2 separate regions of the Mus musculus genome follow, and region 1 is linked to region 2. A link is a contact called in ENCODE Hi-C or POLR2A ChIA-PET data. All regions are on one chromosome and are shown on one strand. Each heading gives the region's core, a stretch centred on a gene start or an enhancer-like site at or near the end of the contact. The rest is flanking DNA. Distances are from core to core; before and after follow the strand shown.

Region 1 (3,643 bases), core at 549-3,048, 34 kb before region 2:
GTGGTCACTGCAAGAAAGGGATAGGGGAGGCTTTCTTAGAACGGGCCTAGGCTACTCATCCAGGACTTACTTGGTCCAAAGTCTGCAGTGACCGTCACGACCTGCGGAGAAGGTGCCCATGGCACAGGCAACACACCGGAAGCCAAACACAATATCCCCTGTGGATAGACAGAATATTAGGACCCCTGAAGTTAATGAAGAAGGAGTCAGACAAGGGTCTATCTATTCACCAGGTCTAATGTCCACAGGTCTAGGGCCTGAATAAGCTATTGCTTACCATGTGTGCCTATTCTAGAACTGGCATGATACATTGGTCCCTATGAAGACGGACAGGATTGGTGGTAAGATCTGACCATAGTCAGAATAATAATAGTCTGAGAGCAGACCAGCACCTGGGCAGCTCCCCACAGCCTCTCACCAACATCCCTGAGAAGACATCCCCACCCTCACGATGGACCATTCCTGCCTAAGAAGAAGGGCTCGGGTACCCAGAGACCACTTGACCCACCTATCCCTTCTAGAATCTAGGATGTAGGTCTTTGCCTACCTAGAAGATGCACCCGTGAGAGCTCTATCTGCAAACATTCTTACATGTCTACACATGCTCACTGGGTATATCAGCTTGGCCCTAGGTCCAACTCATGATTGTCTGTGGCTTTTATCAGTCCCCTAGGAACATACCTTGAGACTCCACCCTCTGGCCTGGTTGGCAGGGGTAGTGCTTGCAGATCTTGCACTGAGGGTCTCCACAGTGGTACTCAGGTGTGACACATATGCACCTTTCTTTTGGACAGTCCTCCTTGCCTGGACAAGAATAAGAGCCTCAGCCATTAGACAGAGCCCCTTCTCCAGAGCTTCTACTGATCCTTCAAGTATTTAGGGTGCTATGGCTCCATTCTCAATCAACCCCAATTGCAAGACCCTAAGCTTTGTCTAGTTCACTGTTTCATTTCAGTTGGCTGACAGCTAGCATATATACCTCCCACTGCTCTAAAGTTGTGGTTTCGTAAGTTCCATTGGATGTGGGAGTCACCTGGGGCTTCCTATGGGCCCTGGGCCCATGCTGCCCCATTCTCACCCCATATTGCCCCTCAAGGGACTAGAACAACCTCATCAGCTGCCTTCACTGATATCCACATCTCTATCTCAGAGACATGGGGCTTCAGAGCTGCCCCTTTCTATACCAGAAGTGTGGCAAGGTGAGGTGCTGAGATATTCTTCTTTGGTCCACAGACTGTCCTACACCTACAATTGTAAGTCACAGTCAGTGGACAAACCAGAGGAAATGTTGAGACTCCAACCCAGACAAAGAGTATCTTCAGTGATGGCTAAGGTTTGGTCCACCTAACAGATGGTCCTCTTTCATCTTGGATCCCCAATCCTTCTTCAGGGAGAAGTTCCCAGCCTCTTTTGCCTCTGCTCCCACATTCTGAGAGGAAGTTGTCCCTCTACCTCCTTATCAGAGCTCCAGACTCAAAGATTTACCTACCAACTCACATGTGCCCTGTGCCCAGCCTCCTCATATGAGTGTCGGGAAGGGCGCTGCTCTACAGCCTGAGTCCCACTCTCCTCCTTGCCTTACCTGGAGCATACAGGCTGCAGCAGCGAGTGTTGTTGCCACTTCCGTTCTGAACCTTGCCAGGGCCACAGCCAGGCTCCTCAACTACACTCGGCTGACCTAGGTCCAGCACACAGAGCATCGAGACTCCATACAGCATGGCCCATGCCCCCATAGTGCTTCTCCTGAGTCTTCTGTCGGCTGATTTCAGGAGTTCCCGCTCCAACTTGCCTTGTCTCTGCCTCTGCCTCTGTCCCCACCCCTCAGACTGGGCTTCAGGCCAGCTCCACCTCCAGTTTCCGGCAGACATCTGAGGTGTTTGTAAAGGCCTTCTGTGAAGTGTAGAGCAGAGCTATCCCCTTTCTGGACATCTCCTAACCCCTACATGCCTCTCCCAACTCCAGCAAACTCGCCCTGGCTAGGCTACAGAGGAAAAGGATGCCCATTCACATGTGCCACTGCTGCCACCTGTGGGCACCCCTTATTGTATAAAACTACCCCCTTCCCCCTTCTGCCCCAGGAAGTTCCTCTAAGCCTGGGAAACTAGGAGAGCCAGCGAGAGGAGTCCAGAGCACACACCATGCCTCGTTAAGAAGATCATCATAAAGTAGGTATTCCTAGCAAGTACATGAAGCCATGGGCGGTGTGGCCTGCCCAGGTCTAGCCTTGGCAGTTCCAGCTTGGCTCTCCCTGGAGCCACTTTTGTTCACTTCCTCACACAATTTTAGACAACAAGAAAGGAGTCCCAGATACAGGTGAGCCTCATTTTCTTGAACATGGCCAGCATGGCTCTGACAGGCCTTGCCCTTCTCTTCCATTCTCTCTGACTGGCTAGATTACACCCCTAAACTCAGGGTTACCTGCCCACCAAGGTCTTTTCTCTTATTTGGCCATTTCCTCCTCCGGAGGCTGACTGCCAAGGTTCCGCTATCAAAGTATTGAAGTCCAGCAATCAAAAAACCCCTTTGGTTCAACTAATTAACATGCCCAATTAAAATATACCACTGCATCCTAATCCATTCTAACACAGGCCTCCCCTTTTTCTCTTCTTAAAAATTGCATGTGAAGCCGGGTGTGGTGGCGCTCGCCTTTAATCCCAGCACTCGGGAGGCAGAGGCAGGCAGATTTCTGAGTTCGAGGCCAGCCTGGTCTACAGAGTGAGTTCCAGGACAGCCAGGGCTACACAGAGAAACCCTTTCTCAAAAAACAAACAAACAAACAAACAAACAAAAATTACATGTGAAAGGTCATTTGCTGCTGTTTTTGTGCCTGAGTCAGAAAACAACCACTTTAACTTTTCTTCCCTGCTTAGTAAAGAATCTCTCTGTGAGAACAGGTGTTTGTGTGTAGTTTGTGCCTAATCTGGGGTCTGAAAGAGAGCCAATGCTGTGCTGGGAGTCTCCTAACAGCTTCTTCGTGTGGCCACTGACGGTTCTGGAACCCTGCCTCTGTCAGGAGTCCTCTGCTGTACTCAGCCTTACTTCCCACATCTTCCAGCTGAATAAGCACAGGGAAACATAGTGAGGACTGTTGGGAGGACCGAGGGTGAATTTGAACATCTCAGGATATAACTGTGGTGTAACTTTAATTTTTTCACCCTTACTTTTAATGATGGTTCTTTTTTTTTTTTTTTTTTAATTCTTTTTTTTTTTTTTTTAAAGAGTTATTTATTTATTTATTATATATAAGTACACTGTAGCTGTCTTCAGACACTCCAGAAGAGGGAGTCAGATCTCGTGATCGGATGGTTGTGAGCCACCATGTGGTTGCTGGGATTTGAACTCCTGACCTTCGGAAGAGCAGTCGGGTGCTCTTACCCACTGAGCCATCTCACCAGCCCAATGATGGTTCTTAAATGCGTTAACTTCCCTTGTAGCCCACCACCCACCAGACATAGTGGGAAAGAAAGGACACAGGGGACGTGGCTCTGTTTAGAAAGGTTCTTTGGAGCAACTCCTGTCTGTGTTGTCTGGAAATCGGCAGTTCAGTTCACAGGTCAGCAGGCAGTCGCAGCTAGGTCTACTTGCAAACACTTCACAGATACACCAGTTCAGTAGAGTCAGGTTAGCAACAGCGGTGACATGC
Region 2 (3,982 bases), core at 454-2,953:
CCACCTAGGTTTCAGGAATACACAGGGTGGCTGGGGGAATATCTGTACTTCTTTGCCATCCTTACATTATAATTCTGATGAAATCAAACTATATATTTTGTTTCTTTTGCTTTTTTGTTTTGTTTTGAGACAGGGTCTCACAATGAAGCCTTGGTTGGCCAGGAACTTGCCAAGCAGACTGACTAGGCTTGCTTCGAGTTACAGGCAGTAGACTCAATAGTTCAAGGCCAGCCTCAGCTACATAGTAAGTTCAGGCAGGCTACATGAAACCCTGTCTGGAACCTATCGCTAACAACAACAAAAGAGGAAAGGGAAAAAAAAAAAGACCACCAAAGTCTAAAAACCAACAGTGTAAAACAGCCCAAAAGCTGGTAGTGGACTGATGATTTAGCCCAGTAGTAGAGCCTTTGCCCAGCATTTACGGTGCTGGATTCGATCTCCTCCAGCAACACAAAAATAGGAATGTAAAGAAATAAAGCCTGGCAGGAAGAAAAAAAAAAAAGTTAAGTAAAAGAAAAGAAAAAGCCTTTAATTCTAGCACTAAGGAGGCAAAGGCAGGCGATCTCTGAGTTCCAGTGCAGCCACTCTGGTCTACAGAGTGAGCTCCAGCACAGCCCGAGCTACACGGAGAAAGCTCGCTCGTCTCGAAAAACGTCAACAACAACAACAGTAAGTAAAAGCAATGTCGGTTTAAGAACTACGCCGAACAGTACCGGAGAAGAACGCCCACCAACCCGGGCTGGGCAGGAAGGTTTTACCCAGGCCTTCCATTTCCAGCTCACACTACTAGAACTCATGGCGCACGTTTTACCAAAGGGGAAACCGAGGCAGAGATGCTGCTGGACCACAAGTTGAGGTCACAACGCCAGCCGGTAACAGAGCCCCGAGCCTCAGATCCCCCGCGGCAGTGAGTTCCGGAAGCAGCAGCCGAGGAAGAGGGCGGCCCGCGGGGTCGAGCCGGCTCAGACCTGGCGCGATTCGAACGCTACCCGAATGGCCTCCCAAGCCCGCCCCTCGCACGGCGACTGCAGGGACCCCTCACTCACCCCGGCTTCTGATGCGCCGGGTCTGGGCGCCCGCCAAGTCTTACGCAGAACTCGGCTCAGGCCGCCGCCATCTTTCTTCCGGGAAGGGGCGAATAAGACAACCGGGAACGGTGGGGAAAAAAACACCCGGCCTCCGGTACGAATCTCGAAGCCGCCATCTTTCTTATGGGCGGAAGCAGCCTCTGCGAAGCAACCAATAGGAATGGCGCGCGGGGTCACGTGTCAATCATTCTGGGCCCAGCCCTATCCTTCAAAGCCGCCCTGGATATCAGCTCCGGGGAGTCGAAACCCCCAGCCACGGTGCGCCTCGGGGCTCCTCCCACGTTACCAGGCCTAACCGGCCGCGCCAGTCTCCGAGTCGCGCAGGCGCCTTCCAGCGTCCGAGTCGAGTCGCGCAGGCGCCTTCCAGCGTCCGAGTCGCGCAGGCGCCTTCCAGCGTCCGAGTCGCGCAGGCGCCTTCCAGCCTCCGAGCCTTCCAGTCTCCGAGTCGCGCAGGCGCCTTCCAGTCTCCGAGTCGAGTCGCGCAGGCGCCTTCCAGTCTCCGAGTCGAGTCGCGCAGGCGCCTTCCAGTCTCCGAGTCGCGCAGGCGCCTTCCAGCCTCCGAGTCGCGCAGGCGCCTTCCAGCCTCCGAGTCGCGCAGGCGCCTTCCAGCGTCCGAGTCGCGCAGGCGCCTTCCAGCGTCCGCGCCTGCGCTCCTCGGCGGCCTCTCGCCCGCAGCATGAAGGTATTCCGGCGCGCTTGGCGGCACCGGGTGGCGCTGGGCCTAGGCGGCCTGGCGTTCTGCGGCACCACTCTGTTGTACCTGGCGCGCTGCGCTTCCGAGGGCGAGACGCCCTCCGCTTCCGGAGCCGCTCGGCCCCGCGCTAAGGCCTTCCTGGCGGTGCTGGTGGCCAGTGCGCCCCGCGCGGTCGAGCGCCGCACCGCAGTGCGCAGCACGTGGCTGGCACCGGAGAGGCGTGGCGGACCCGAGGACGTGTGGGCGCGCTTCGCCGTGGGCACTGGCGGCTTAGGCTCGGAGGAGCGGCGCGCTCTTGAGCTCGAGCAGGCGCAGCACGGGGACCTGCTGCTGCTGCCCGCCCTGCGCGACGCCTACGAGAACCTCACGGCCAAGGTCCTGGCCATGCTGACCTGGCTGGATGAGCGCGTGGACTTCGAGTTCGTGCTCAAGGCGGACGACGACTCCTTTGCGCGCCTGGACGCTATCCTGGTGGACCTACGCGCACGGGAGCCCGCACGCCGCCGGCGCCTCTACTGGGGCTTCTTTTCCGGGCGCGGGCGCGTCAAGCCGGGAGGTCGCTGGCGAGAAGCAGCCTGGCAACTCTGCGACTACTACCTGCCCTACGCGTTGGGCGGTGGCTATGTCCTTTCTGCGGACCTGGTGCATTACCTGCGCCTCAGCCGCGAGTACCTGCGCGCGTGGCACAGTGAAGACGTATCGCTGGGCACCTGGCTGGCACCAGTGGATGTGCAACGGGAGCACGACCCACGCTTCGACACGGAGTACAAATCTCGAGGCTGCAACAATCAGTATCTGGTGACACACAAGCAAAGCCCAGAGGACATGTTGGAGAAGCAACAGATGTTGCTGCATGAGGGCCGGTTGTGCAAGCATGAGGTGCAGTTGCGCCTTTCCTATGTCTATGACTGGTCAGCTCCACCCTCCCAGTGCTGCCAGCGCAAGGAGGGCGTTCCCTGATGTCACTGCAGGTGCCGGGGTCTCTCCTGACACAGGCCAAGCATCCTGAACAATCTGATAAATGATCTGGGCTGAGCTTGGTTTATCCAATTGCTGTTGAGACCTTGGGACTGATGGCCAGAGACAGCTAACAATGTCTAGTCCACTGAGGGTGCCATTAGTGGTCTGGTGTAAGGCCTACCCAAGGACATCTGGTTATGAATGTGGAGATTGCATCTGAGCGCGTGCGCGCGCACGCGCGCGCACACACACACACACATGCACACACACTGACCATGTAATGCCACCTATCAGCCATCTGGAGTGTGAGGGAAGGGCCTCCTCACTTGATGAGTTTAGAGTGCCCTCATTCTGCAAACTCTGCAGCTCACTGCCCATCTTGATTGTTCTGCACAGCCTCACCTGCAGACTGTGTTGAATTCATCTCAAAATGTTACTTGTCAAAGTTGTCTTTGTATTGTTCAGACAGAGTTCCATTCTGTTGTGTCTCCCGTTTTTTATCTTTTGTCATGGACAAGTATGAGGTTTGACTTGATTTTCAAGTCAACTAGGTTAGAATTTTTGTCTCAGTGGATAGAGGTTGATAAATATAATGCAGTTTGCTTAGACCTATTTATAAATATTGTATGCTTGCATAGATAAGAATTTACAGAGGCAGGCAAATCTCTGGGTTCAAGGCCAGCCTGGTCTACAGAGTGAGTCCAGGATAGCCAGGACTATGCAGAGAAACCCTTAAATTTTTTTAAGTTGGGAGTGCACGTCTTAATTTATTTTTAACTAAAGGAAAATACTTGTGTCAGATTTTGTATCTGTGGATTAATCTGTCAACAGCCTAAGTGGCCAACCCCACTTCTGGGTGTGTTTAAAGCATAGAAGAATATTTAAACTATCCATTTCTCTTTCAGGTTTACACATAAATCAGTCTTTTTGTGTGTGTGTTTGTTTCTGAACAGACATGACTTTTAAAGCTTTTCAGGGTGTGTGAGCGTATGGACTGTAAGGCACTTGGGATCAGAATGTCCACACAAAGTTTGTCTTTCAAAGTGGTTTATTCACACCAACAGTCTTTACAGTATCGGGCTAATATAAAAGTTAAGCAGCTGTCTCACCAAGCAGGTTCCACCGTGTGATCTCTGGGAATACATTTCAGAATACTTCTCAGCCACCACCCACCGTCAAGGCCTTCAGTTATCAATTGTGGCCGACTCCAAGGAGGTCCTTGAGAGTGTAAGCATGTGGC

Evidence for each region. A loop is a pair of places that touch in the nucleus more often than their neighbours do. ChIA-PET counts read pairs that join two places held with the same protein, here RNA polymerase II (POLR2A).
Region 1: a loop to region 2 is called in a map of gastrocnemius, with 13 times the contacts of the local background. The contact joins the promoter of Tnfrsf18 here to the promoter of B3galt6 in region 2. A Hi-C loop is called at or near these places in 14 of 37 maps with a recorded cell type or tissue (CH12.LX, T-helper 1 cell, T-helper 17 cell and 6 more). POLR2A ChIA-PET finds 5 or more read pairs at or near these places in 3 of 5 experiments (Patski and embryonic stem cell).

The regions. Positions count from the first base shown.
Region 1 is chr4:156,024,477-156,028,119 of GRCm38, reverse strand. It overlaps Tnfrsf18 (tumor necrosis factor receptor superfamily, member 18), which reads right to left and starts at 1,798. Exons shown (of 5, transcript NM_009400.3): 1 at 1,583-1,798; 2 at 682-804; 3 at 71-158. The coding sequence starts at 1,733. All of the region lies in intron 2 of Gm16008 (predicted gene 16008), which reads left to right.
Region 2 is chr4:155,990,399-155,994,380 of GRCm38, reverse strand. It overlaps B3galt6 (UDP-Gal:betaGal beta 1,3-galactosyltransferase, polypeptide 6), which reads left to right and starts at 1,703. Exons shown (of 1, transcript NM_080445.4): 1 at 1,703-3,982. The coding sequence starts at 1,765. The coding sequence ends at 2,742. It overlaps Sdf4 (stromal cell derived factor 4), which reads right to left and starts at 1,538. Exons shown (of 7, transcript NM_011341.5): 1 at 1,047-1,538.